Regions from separate parts of the Mus musculus genome. Here region 2 is linked to region 1. Evidence: chromatin loops called from intact Hi-C (ENCODE). Cell type or tissue: heart. All regions are shown on one strand. Each heading gives the region's core, and the rest is flanking DNA. Links, peaks and the distances in the headings are about the cores only.

What was found. Hi-C counts contacts between places; a loop is a spot of excess contacts. Peaks named below come from ENCODE experiments on the same cell type or tissue, not always from the same donor. Only the 100,000 strongest peaks of a DNase experiment are listed, where the experiment ranks them.
Region 2: a loop joins it to region 1, with 2.2 times the contacts of the local background. A loop is called at or near these places in 2 of 42 quality-filtered maps.

Annotation. Positions count from the first base shown.
Region 1 is chr9:88,256,133-88,262,321 of GRCm38, reverse strand. It overlaps Gm28231 (a long non-coding RNA gene), which reads right to left and starts at 2,435. Exons shown (of 3, transcript XR_379685.2): 1 at 2,296-2,435; 2 at 1,998-2,125; 3 at 1-1,625. In heart, for the core only: no CTCF peak of the experiment used is centred there; a DNase peak (open chromatin) is centred at 2,541.
Region 2 is chr9:88,344,342-88,350,530 of GRCm38, reverse strand. All of the region lies in intron 1 of Nt5e (5' nucleotidase, ecto), which reads right to left. Among named protein-coding and RNA genes, the nearest start is that of Nt5e, 20 kb to the right of the region's middle. In heart, for the core only: no CTCF peak of the experiment used is centred there; no DNase peak of the experiment used is centred there.

The DNA.
Region 1 (6,189 bases), core at 443-5,442:
GGCTTTAGATCTTAAGCATAGTGTTAGCCTCAGAAGACATGATTTTCTTAGCTAGCTTTCAGTTACTATAATAAAAGACTTGAGCTAATCATTTGAAAAGAAGAAAGTTTCTTTTAGCTTACAGCTTTGTAGGTGTCACCCCATGGTTTAGGCCTGTGGGGAGGCGTACTATTCTGATAGGAGCTAAAAAGGGAAGCTGGTCATCTCATTTTAGCAAAGACAGGGAAAGGAGGGGAATGAGGCCCTAGTAGTCCCTTCAAGGACATGCTTCTAATCACCCAATTTGCTCCAACTAGGCACCACCTCTTAAGGTTTTCATTGCATTCTGTGATGGCCGAAGAAACTCCATTTTATGAAGAAACGTTCATCTTGGTTCCCCTACTCATTTGTCTCTGACTTCAATCCCTGGAAGATAGGTTCCCAGTAAGCCTGATTCGGTGACTCCTTTTCCCCCAAATGTATCACTGTGACAGTCCTCTTGTTATGATATGGCAAATTGCCTTTTGGTGTCTGTAACCTGGTTATGCAGACATTCAAGGAATAGTTTGAGGTTGCCTTAACAGCCTAATCTTGGTGGAGCAGAAGAGCTCTTGGTTTTCTTGTGAAGATATTCAAGGTTGTCTTAAGGTTTTTGTCTCTGGGAAGAGATAACAGGGAAAACAATTCTAAAATTTGAAAGGATTTTTAAATATTAAAAAAAAATCCTTCCCTCACCACCCATTGTTAGTAATCTCAAGTTTGCCTCAGAGATTGTTTTCCCCCATAGCAGTTTCAACAAATTTAACTATTATAATCTTGATTGAGGCTATAGTATTGTCCTAGAAGTCATGGACTCTGTTAACAATTCTAATAGCACCAGGGAAAAGTAAACTGCTAACACGTGAGCCTTTTAGCTAGTGGGAGACAGTTAAAATCCAAAGTGCAGCACTTGCCTATTAGAACCAGTGCAGTCCCATTGTGCTCAGGTTCCAGTAAGCAAGCCGTTCTGAGGTCACTGATGAGAGCGCTGCTGCTGCTGCTGGAGGCCTGGCTTGGGAAGTTTCAGAGGAAAGCAAAGACCCTACTGGGCCTTTTTGTGTGACGTGTTTGTTGTGTCTGGTCACCTGGAGCCAGAATCACTGAAGTAAAACCTTTTCTTTGCTGGAACAATGGATGCTGGTTGTCAGCTGGGGAGGAAGAATAAGTTGTGATTAAGAAGAGACCAGGATCCTTGAAGTGAGATCTGGGAAGTGTTTCCTTGGGATCAGTATGCAGAAGCTGTGCTCCAGAAGTGCCCAAGGTTGTAGCTCATGTTGGCAGCAAACTTGGTAGAATAAGAGTCACCCAGGTGGTGCTGGTTTTGAAGGCATGAAGGAGTCATGGAGAACAACTGAAGCTTGGCATTGTGGGAGGCCAGAAAAAGCCACTGGTGAAGGTGCGACCTAGATGCAACAAGGTACTCCACCCTTTTGGGAGATTGGAGTACTATGGCAAGACCACCAAGAACAGCAGTAACAGTGTGGTGGGGCTAGCTGGAGTCTAGAAGACAAGCCATGTGTGCTGCAGAGGGCAGAGCCCACCTCACCAGACTACTTCAGGTCTCTAGTGAAGTCATTCCATTTCAGCAGATGCAAAACGAACAGTTACTGTAAAAATAAGAAAGAGCATTCTTGTGTAACCTGAGATGTTTTAACACAAAATATAGTCTCTTGATAGAAAAATAAAAAGATCCAGGGAAGTAGGGAGTCTTAAAAGCAGAGTTACTGATCTGAGTTATCTGAGAGCAACATGAACATTGATGATACACCATTTTATGTGTAAGGTCTAAGGAAATACAAAGTAGATGAGGCAGTTATGCCTACTGCCTTAAGTGACAGACCAAGGTAGCAGCTTGAACTATGGGCTGCTTAATGTTGTGGCAAGCCAGCTCTTTTGTTTGTTTTTCATTCATTTCTTAGATTGCTTTTTAAACATTGATTGTGGATTTGCCTAGCACTATAGAGATAAGCAGAGCTTACCTGTTTTTATCCTCAGAAGTTCAAAGTCCTGGATGAGATGGATACATTAGCTAATGAGTCAGAAGGTGGGAAATCTTCTCAGACGAGGTGGAGCCAGAAGCATGGATGAGCCACGCCTGTCTGGGTTACTGTGTGGATTCAGAGAGAGGCAGAAATGTTAGAGAAAACATTGAAAGCATGTCCAGCAGCAATAAATAAATAAATAAAAAATTTAAAAAGGCATTTTATTCAGAAGCACTAGCATGTTCAAGTTTTCATTCCCCTAAAAGTTGTTTTGGGTTTTGTAATGGGGTCTTACCATGCAGCTTTGGCTGGTTTGGAGCTAGCTATGTAGACAAGGCTGGCCTTGAACTCACAGAGATCCAACCGCTTTTGCATTGTGAATTCTTTAAAAGTAAGCAGCTGACAACACCTAGAGGCAGCTCTACTCCCAGATACTCTAACACGCCCAGGATCATAGGATTAGAAGTGAGGAGGACACAACATCTGTTCCAACACTGGGCGTAACTGGGACCAGCTCTACCCAGGCATGCAGGAACTCTGCCAGACCAGTGGCTTGGGTTCCTTCCAGTTTGTCTGGGCCAGTGCCCCGAGCAGATCTTAGGTGTAAACTGTGCAGCCAGCCCCACAACACCCAGAGGCAGCTCCACTTCCAGGCTCTCTAACATGCCCAGGATCATAGGATCTCAGGATCTGAGGACCTTGCTTACACCAGGATCTCAGGGTCCCAGAGGCAGATTGACTCCTAGGAGCTCTGACGTACCCAGGATCTCAGGATCACAAGATCCCAGAATCATAGGATCACAGAGACAGATTGACTCTAAAGAGTCAACCAGTATCAAAGGAAGGACAGGCTCCAGTCAGACATAGCCAGGGCAGGTAGCACAAGAGATAACCAGATGGTGGGAGGCAAGCATAAGAACATAAGCAAACAGAAACCAAGGTTACTTGGCATCATCAGAACCCAATTTTCCCACTATAGCAAGTCCTGGATACCCTAACACACTGGAAAAGCAAGATTCAGATCTAAAATCACTTCTCATGATGATGATAGAAGAATTTAAGTAGGACGTAAATAACTCCCTTAAAGAAATGCAGGAGAACACAGATAAACAGCTAGAAGACCTTAAAGAGGAAACACAAAAGTCCCTTAAAGAATTACAGGAAAACACAATCAAACAGGAAAAGGAAAGGAACAAAACCATCCAGAATCTAAAAATGAAGCTAGAAACAATAAAGAAATCACAAAGGGAGACAACCCTGGAGTTAGAAAACCTAGGAAAGAGATCAGGAGTCATAGATGCAAGCATCACCAACAGGATACAAGAGATAGAAGAGAGAATCTCAGGTGCAGAAGAAAACATTGATACAACAGTGAAAGAAAATGCAAAAAGCAAAAAGCTCCTAACTCAAAACATCCAGGAAATCCAAGACACAATGAGAAGACCAAACCTAAGGATAATATGTATAGAAGAGAGTGGAGATTCCCAACTTAAAGGGCCAGTAAATATCTTCAACAAAATTAAAGAAAACTTCCCTAACCTAAAGAAAGAGATGCCCATGAACATATAAGAAGCTTATAGAACTCCAAATAGACTGGACCAGAAAAGAAATTCCTCCTGTCACATAATCAAAACACCAAATGCACTAAACAAAGAGAATTTTAAAAGCAGTAAGAGAAAAAGGTCAAGTAATGTATAAAGGCAGACCTATCAGGATTATATCAGGCTTTTCACCAGAGACTATGAAAGCTAGAAGATTCTGGGCAGATGTTATACAGACCCTAAGAGAACACAAATGCCAGCCCAGGCTACTATACCCAGCAAAACCCTCAATCACCATAGATGGAGAAAACAAGATATTCCATGACAAAACCAAATTTACACAATATCTTTCCACAAATCCAGTCCTACAAAGGGTAATAGATGGGAAACATCAACTCAAGGAGTGAATCTACACCCTAGAAGAAGAAAGTAATCTTTCAACAAACCCACACAAACATAATTCCACCTCTAACAAAAATAACAGGAAGTAACAATAACTTTTCCTTAATATCTCTTAATATGAAAATTAATATTACCAACACACCCTAATCAATTGAAATTCAAAAATACGAGGAATTAGAAATTTGTTGGCCACCATCCAGTGGTCTCTTTAATTTGGTAATTGGAGAAATAGGTCCAATGTTGTACAATCCATATACACTTTCTGCTTGTTTGTATGTGACAGTGTCTTGCTGTGTGCCACATAATGGTCTTGAAATCATGCTTCTCCTATCCCAGCCTCTCTATTAGTACAATGGTTTATTTGATGTTTTTATACTATGGTTTTCAGAACAGCTTACTTATTTAAAAATTATTTACACAGCCAAAAGAAATATAGACAATTAATTTGGGAGGTGGCCTGTAAGAGAACAGCAAGGAGTGAGACTGAAGGCTTTGCTTGGTATTTATAATTATTGTATCAATTTTGAAGAAGAGGACTTTATAAGTTACTCTTATTCTGAGATGAATCCTGTTCAAAATCATCACAGCCAAGGAACCAGAATCTTACCCTCACCTAATGTCTGTGCCACCCTCGAAGCAGAGCCATTCTTCATTGAAACAGTTGATGAACGACTTCATTGGATAGACCATCTTAATACACATACCATTTCTTAAATGAGTGTAACCTGTTCCCTGTGGGCCAAGAATGAAGACAATCACTCAAGTTAAATAGCTTTGACCATAGCAGGAAATCTGTACCCAAAAATCATGCCTACAATTCATTCCTTGGTGCAGCAGAATTGTCAACTCTTAGCTTAGCTACTAAGGAGGTAAAATCCTTTGGTGATGTGAGGGGCATTGAAATACAGCCTTATTACAATGAACTCCAATGTCCAAAAATTGTTCTTATTTTGGGTTTGTACCACAGTAAGCCAAGATTTTAAGCTCTGCTAAAAACAAACCAAACCAAACAAACAACAAAAAGGCTTTATCTATTTATTTTCATTAAAAAACTAATAGTGATATAGTATATTAAAATATCATATGGTTAATATATTTGGAATTATTTAAAATTTATATTGAGAAAAACATCTGTATTTTTAGTATTTCTATAGACAAGCATCTACATAAGACTGTTCAATTGATTGTTTTATATCAAACAACTTTTATAATACTCATTTTTATTGTTATAATATTTTATAAAATTTAAAGATTATGATTAAAATAACAAAAGGTATGATAGGTATTGAAGGGGAGTCTCTGGGAGGAGTTGGGGTACAAAAGGGAAAGAAGAATGTGATGTAAATCTATTTACTCAAATATACTTTTAAATATTAACAATTTCAGATAAATTGAAATTATGTATCTTTTCTCATCATAGTGCAATAAAACTTAAATAAAAAAAAGTTACAGGTGTGTTCCACTGCATACAGCTTTGCTCATAGTGTTTCAGGGAAACGGTGAGGCAGCTGCAGTAGCCAAACCTGGTGGATGTGATTCTTGAGGTTGCAACAAGAACGGTGCTATTCCGAACCTCCAGGGTAAGAGTAAATTTAGGTGGTAGCTGAGTCAGATACTGGAAACAGGCATGAGCCTTCTGTGAGTACCATTTCTAATTAAGGGACTATTCCTTGACACCAGATAAGCGTTATATGCACATTTATTTCGTTTTAATTGATAGGGGTCTTTTCTCAATGCATGAGGAGAATAAAGTATAGTGTACTGGCTGTGGTTAAATCCAATCTTATCTATGGTGTTTCTCATAGAATACCTTTTCTTTCCTCCCTCCCTCCCTCCCTCCCTCCCTCCCTCCCTCCCTCCCTCCCTCCCTCCCTCCCTCCCTCCTTCCTTCCTACCTTTATTTCCATTCTTCTATGGCAGTCAGCAAACAACTTGTGGGAGTTAGTTTTCATCTCCTACCTTATTTTTGAGTCAAGGTCTCTCTTGTATTTCTGCCTCTGCTCTACACACTAGCTGGGCCTAAAATCTTCTGAGCGACCCTCGGTCTCACTGTAGGCATGCTGGAATTACAGGTATGCACGATCACATCCAGCTCATGTGGGATCTAACTCAGGGGGGCAGGCTTATGACAGAGATACCTTTACCCGCTGAGCTCCTGCAGGGTTAATAGCCAACGCCAGGATTGGGCTTGACAATCTTACCGAAACCAAACTCTCCACAGCCGTTTATGGTACACACTAGGGTTT
Region 2 (6,189 bases), core at 816-5,815, 88 kb before region 1:
CTTCTAACACTGCACTTGGCAGCCTGGTACTGCACATACTATGTGCACACACCACCCTCCAAACAATGCACTTGACAACCTAGGACCCCACCTTCCCTGAGCTGCACATACCACTCTCTCCAGACAATGGAGTTAAGTTCCTTCTCTCCTGAACAACCATCAAACAATTTCTATTCAGTCATACTCCAGTTATGTCTAGGTATGAGGGTAGGGAGGCAATCTGGCCTGAGCTAGTTTGGGGCACATGTTGAATAGGGCAAACTGTCCCGTAAGTGAACTTTTAGGGAGAAATCTGAATGCTATTTCCTTGTTGTTCCTTTATTATCCCTGAGTTCCTTTATTAGAACGTTTTAATAAGAAGACAAAAACCTAGAAAACTTTGGTGGGACATGACCACCAGTCATGTAACACCAGAACATTCCAGAACTATATTGTGGGGTCATTTGTTGTCTGTCTCCGGGCTAAACTGAGTGCTCTCAAGTTATGTTGGCCTTTTTGTCCTGTTCACCTTGTTTCCTCATTTGGCACACTGGCGCTGACTGAGCACCTGTCACTCAAAGGGCTGAGTGAACTCTCTAGGAAGCACGCAGCTATCCACAGTCCCACCCTGTCTCCCCTGGAAAGTTCATGGTTGCTGAACTCACACCTTTCCCCACCTCTGATGCTATACCCAGTCTCCCCTCCTCCTAGCTAGTTAACTTCTCTAAGAGCTGATCCAGGTCTAAAGGGTCTCTCAGTCTCAGACATTTGTTTTTCTTTCTTCTAGTCTTAAAACATCAAGTTTTCTTCCTATGGTAAAATAAATTACCCTTTGTTATATAATAATTTTTTAAAAAAAGATTTTTTTATTTTATTTATAAGAGTACATTGTAGCTATCTTCAGACACTCCAGAAGAGGGCATCAGATCTCACCACAGATGATTATGAGCCACCATGTGGTTGCTGGGAATTGAACTCAGGACCTCTGGAAGAGCAGTCAGTGCTCTTAACCACTGAGCCATCTCTCCAGCCCTGTAATAATCTTAAGTACAGAGTTTTGTATTTGGTGGATGTTTCTTGTTTTGGGGTTTTTTTGAGACAGGGTCTCACTGTGTAGCTCAGGATGGCCTCGAACTGAGTCTTGCATTAGCTTCTAGAATGCTGGGAACAGACGTGCACAACAGCAACACATGGATCCACAGTTTTCCACGGAAGACTAACCAACTCATCAGTTCTGTTCTATCCTTAGGGTATGGTGAACGTTCAAGTTTTTGTTTGTTGCTTCTTCAATATCTTGTTCCGTCCCACCCTGACTTGAGTACAGGCTGTGACTATCTTGATTTTGTATCCCTTGGGGAGGGCATTCCTGTTCATGGACACCAATGCTCTTGATAGAGGACCAAATAGCTTTAGTCACCCTCATCTTCAGCTCCAAACTTCAAACATCTGTGGGGTTCTTTTGGTCTGTGTGACAGTTGTCATGTGTCCATTTTCCACTAGCTTTCCAGACCCGAAAAACTATCTCTGAGACTTGTCATCTGGGCCTGTGGCCTCAAGTGTCAGATCCAAAGGCTCCCTTTCCCCAAAATGGCAGTTCTGGGGACATTGTTCTTCCTAGAAGGACAATTTGAGTCAACCAAGCCAGAAGCACTGGCATAAGCCTTCCCTACTCCTGTGGCCTTCTTTCTGCCCTCTCAGGGTAGCTAGTCAGCCGTTGAGGAAGCGACCACATGCGTGCCTGGTAACACTAGCGTTGAGGAAGGAAAAGTATGACACATTACCCCATCCCTTAGAATCTGAAATACCATGCGCAAGGAGGGAGGCATTGTCGCAATTACCACACAGAAGGGAGAGGGCAGTATTTGGGTGAAGTGCATTTTGGGAGGGCTGTTTTCTTGGCAAAAGCATAGCCTGCTTTACTTTGTTTTCTTGTCTTTTTCTCTTTTTTGATTTATTGTAATAAACACAATGACCACAGCACAACATGGAGAGGAAAGGATTTGCTGCTTCTTCCAGTTGACAGTGTATCACTGAGCAAAGTCAGGGCAGAAACCCCAGACCAAAATCTGATGGAGAGGACACAGAGGAGTGCTGTTTACTGCCTTGTTTGTCTTATGTCACCCAGGCCCACCTGCCCATGGGTGACACCGCCTACAGTGGGCTGGGCTCTCTCACATCAATCACCAGTCAGAAAAATGTCCCACATGTGTGCGCACAGTCCAGCCTGCTCACGTGAGGAACCTCTTCTCAGGTGATTCTCGTTTGTGTTAAGTTGGCAAGAACTAACCAGCACAACTACGGTAGTAGTTTACTTTTATTTACTCATTCATTTATTTTTGTAATAGGATCTTACTATGCACCTTAGCCGGCCAGGAACTCTCTATGCAGACTAGGCTAGCCTTGAACACAGAGATCCAACTGTTTCTGCCACCTTATTATTAGGACTAAAGGTGGGCACCACCATACCCCGGTCTAAGTTTTTTTTTATTTTCTTTTCTTTTTATCTGCTTTTTGAATCTATACTATTATATGATGTTTAGTCAGAAGAACGGAATTTGAGTTGTACCTTTGACCCTGGCTAAAAGCATAACATTCCAAACTACCCAAAAGGCTCTAAGATCATAGAGATTTTCTATTGTCTCTTCCCTTAAATCAATCAAAAATGGTTCTGCCAATCACCTGGTCTGAAAAAAAGCCCCTCAAACAGTCCTAACTCCCAGAAACATGATACACCTGGAAACGTGTCTGAAAAATGAGAGGGATAGGTGCCCTTTAATGAAGCATATCATTAGACACCCCAGAAGCCACACTCTCCACATAGTTGCCTACAGAGCATCATTGCTAAGCCTGCTGCCTTTCTGACTTCTAACTCAGAAAGTGTAACTTCTGCCTCTCCCCCGCCCACCTCCTTACCTCCCTCCTTCTCTTCTTTCCCTCCTCCTTCCCTCCTTCCACGCTGCTGTGCTGATGAGGATGGGTGGGGTGTGGGGATTTGGTGCTTGCAGGTGACTATGGAGATGTGTGCCTGTACACACACACGGGAAGGCCAGAGCAGGACAAGGCCAGGCACCTTCCTCTCTGCTTCTCCAGCTTATCGGCATGAGAGATGGTCTCTCTGCTTTTGGCTAGGCTGGCTGGCCACCGAGTTTCCAGTATTTTAAATATCTGCTATGGTCTCGCCATTCTCTTTCCCTTAGCCGTCCTTTGTATTGCTGCCAGAGCAGTCCTTCTGAACTCGAGGTTAGACGGCACCACTCTCCATCTGAAGGACCCACAGAGGCACGAACAGTTTAGGATGCTACCCATAGCCTTGGCAGGCCCACAAAGCTCTTCTTTGTGTACTGGTCTCATCTCTTTCAGCCTCAGTTCTGGCATTATCTCCCCGCCCACACCCTGCACACCCCCACCCCCACCCCATGTACTCTGTGAAAGGAAGCACGGTTGCCTCTCCCACTCATGACCAGAGATGTGGAGATCCTCCGAATTCATCCTCTGGATGAATCAAATGAAAGCAGTAACTAAAACATGCCAGCCGTTGTTATGCACTTCCTGCATACCGTAATGAGGAAATGAGGGAAAGAGAACTTAAAAACAAACAACCAAAATGAGCTGTTTGCCATGCTACTATAACCACTAACTTTACAGATGAACAAAAGCTGGGATGTTGTCAAGTGAAAGGTCACACAATCTGTCACTTTGTGTCTGGTGAGATGAATGTCAACAGTCATACACACAGATCCAGCAGAAGAACCTTGCTGGTCCCTGTTGTCCCTGTTGTCCTTTACTGTCCTTTATTAGGGACATCAACACCTAATAAAGCTCCCAGGAGGGATGCTCTGAGAATCCCAGTCTGATGGAGATGCCCTCTCGGTGAGCCCCAGCAGGCCTCTCCCCTGCCCTCTGGGTGGTCAGGATAGATCCTTGGATCACAACAGGATGCACTCACTGTTGAGGGGAGTAGATGGCCAGGAGGACCATTCACAAAGTGCCCGTTTTCCTCCTCTGACAGTTCACACTGTTCCTACAAATGTACATGTAGAAAATTCCCTGTGTCAGCACACTATAGCTGTTCTCAGACACACCAAAAGAGGGAGGGCATCAGATCTCATTACAGATGGTTGTGAGCCACCATGTGGTTGCTGGGATTTGAACTCAGGACCTCTGGAAGGGCAGTCAGTGCTCTTAACCGCTGAGCCATCTCTCCAGCCTCCCCCCCCCCCATAAATATTTTGTATTTCCTTTTCCCCACTTGAGATTTGTCCTGCTGCCTTATTCCTTGTGCAGTTAGGAGGGTTTGGTAGTGTGTCAGCTCTTCAGGCGGAACATGCTTCTCACAATTCCCCACCCTGCTGGCTTGCAGTGACAGGCACTACGGAAGCCTGTTAAGTGGATGGGACTTGCTTACTCCTCATTATCATTTGTATTACCAACAGGCCTTGGGAAAGAGCTGCCCAAGAGAAGAACATGGAGCAATAAATGGTGGAGTGGCACAAAGGAGGAGACAGCCACCCCTCACTGAACACGAGGAAATGCTTCCAGGTTCCTTGACATACCACAATGTCTTATGGTAGAAAATGGCATGGTATTTGCCTATGGCTTATACACATGTTCCCATGAGTTTGGAATCATCCTTAGGCTGTTTAAATTACCTCGCACAATACAACTATATAATATATTATATAATATTTGTCAGACCCCAGTGGTTGGGAATATTAATAAGATTATCTATATATATCCAATATGGACACAGATTTTTGTTTTTTTTTCCTCCAAATATCTTGGATCTGCCATTGGCAGAATTCATGATTTTTATACTCCCCTGTGATGGTCCTTTCTGGAAGATGTCATTTACAAACTGAAGCTCTCTGAAGCCCCATCTACACTGAAGGACCCATGGACTGTTTGACCTTGGCTGAGTAGAACATTGTGATTATGGGGTGATGGAATGTTGCAAATCAAGAGCCAAGGTCATCTTGGGCTATCTCTAGTCTTTTAATAGCTCCTGACTACGAACCTCTATATCTGACCTCACATCCTCTTGATAAAAACTCCTGGAATTTATCATCCTGACATTTCAAATCCTAATGACATATATACATATATATTTTTTCTCTTAAGGCAGGGTCTCTTGTACCTCATGCTGACCTTGAAGTTGCTTCATAGCCGAGAACGTCTTTGAACTACTGATTCTTTCTGCCTCTACCTCTGAAGTAGTGGGATTACAGGTCGTGGCCAGCTTCTGTGGGCCTGGGAATGTAAGTAAGGACTTCCTTTAGTTAGAGAAATACTTTAACTAACTAAGCTACATCTCCAGCTCCAACATTAATTCTTAATCCTGCAAAAGAGATTTTTTCCCCCAATCAGCTATAGCCAACTTCCTAAAGGCCACTTTCCATCTACTTTGTAAGCACACTGATTTATGACTTTAATTTGTTCCATGACTATAAAATGTCACAAAGGCTCTTCCATATGGGACGTGCCACTCAGGATAACTCGAATATGTGTTCCCAAGGCCTTGGTCACACATATTATTTGCTCAAAATAAACAATTTTCTCATTTTCTTTAAAACAGAGTTGTAAGTTCAGATTGGCACAGTGAGGCTTCACATTAACATTGTGACATTGCCACTTACTGTTTAACTATCATCTTAAGCAAAGACCTGCCGTGATTCAGAACCACATTTCCGTTTTGCTTTGTAAGACAGTGAACAGATTTATAGTCAAATAGCTTCCAGGACTTATAGCAGTCAAAAGAATGTGAGGTCAAATATAGAGGTTGATAGTAAATCTCTATTAAAAGAGACTAAAGATAGCTCAAGATGACCTTGGCTCTTTTAATCCACACCACTCCATCACCCCTTCCTTAACCACACTGCTCTAGTCAACCATGTTCAGACACTCTACAGGCTTCTCTTCAGATTGGACTTTGCTTATTTGTTCATCCAATTCATTAATCAATCGGAACCCTATGACAACCTTGTACATTCACCAAATAAGAGAGATAAGCTCAGCAAATTAACCTCCTGTAAAATCAATCATAGGCTTGTGATGTTAGTAACTGGTCCAGTCCTGGTTCCTCCCCCCGCCCCCATTTCTTTTGAGGAAAACACCCAAAAAGAAAAGAAAGATGGCCTTACAGAAAGATGTGTTGCATATTCTCTATCTAGCCTGGTGTGGTGGTTTGAATAGGAATAGCCCCCATGGCTGAAT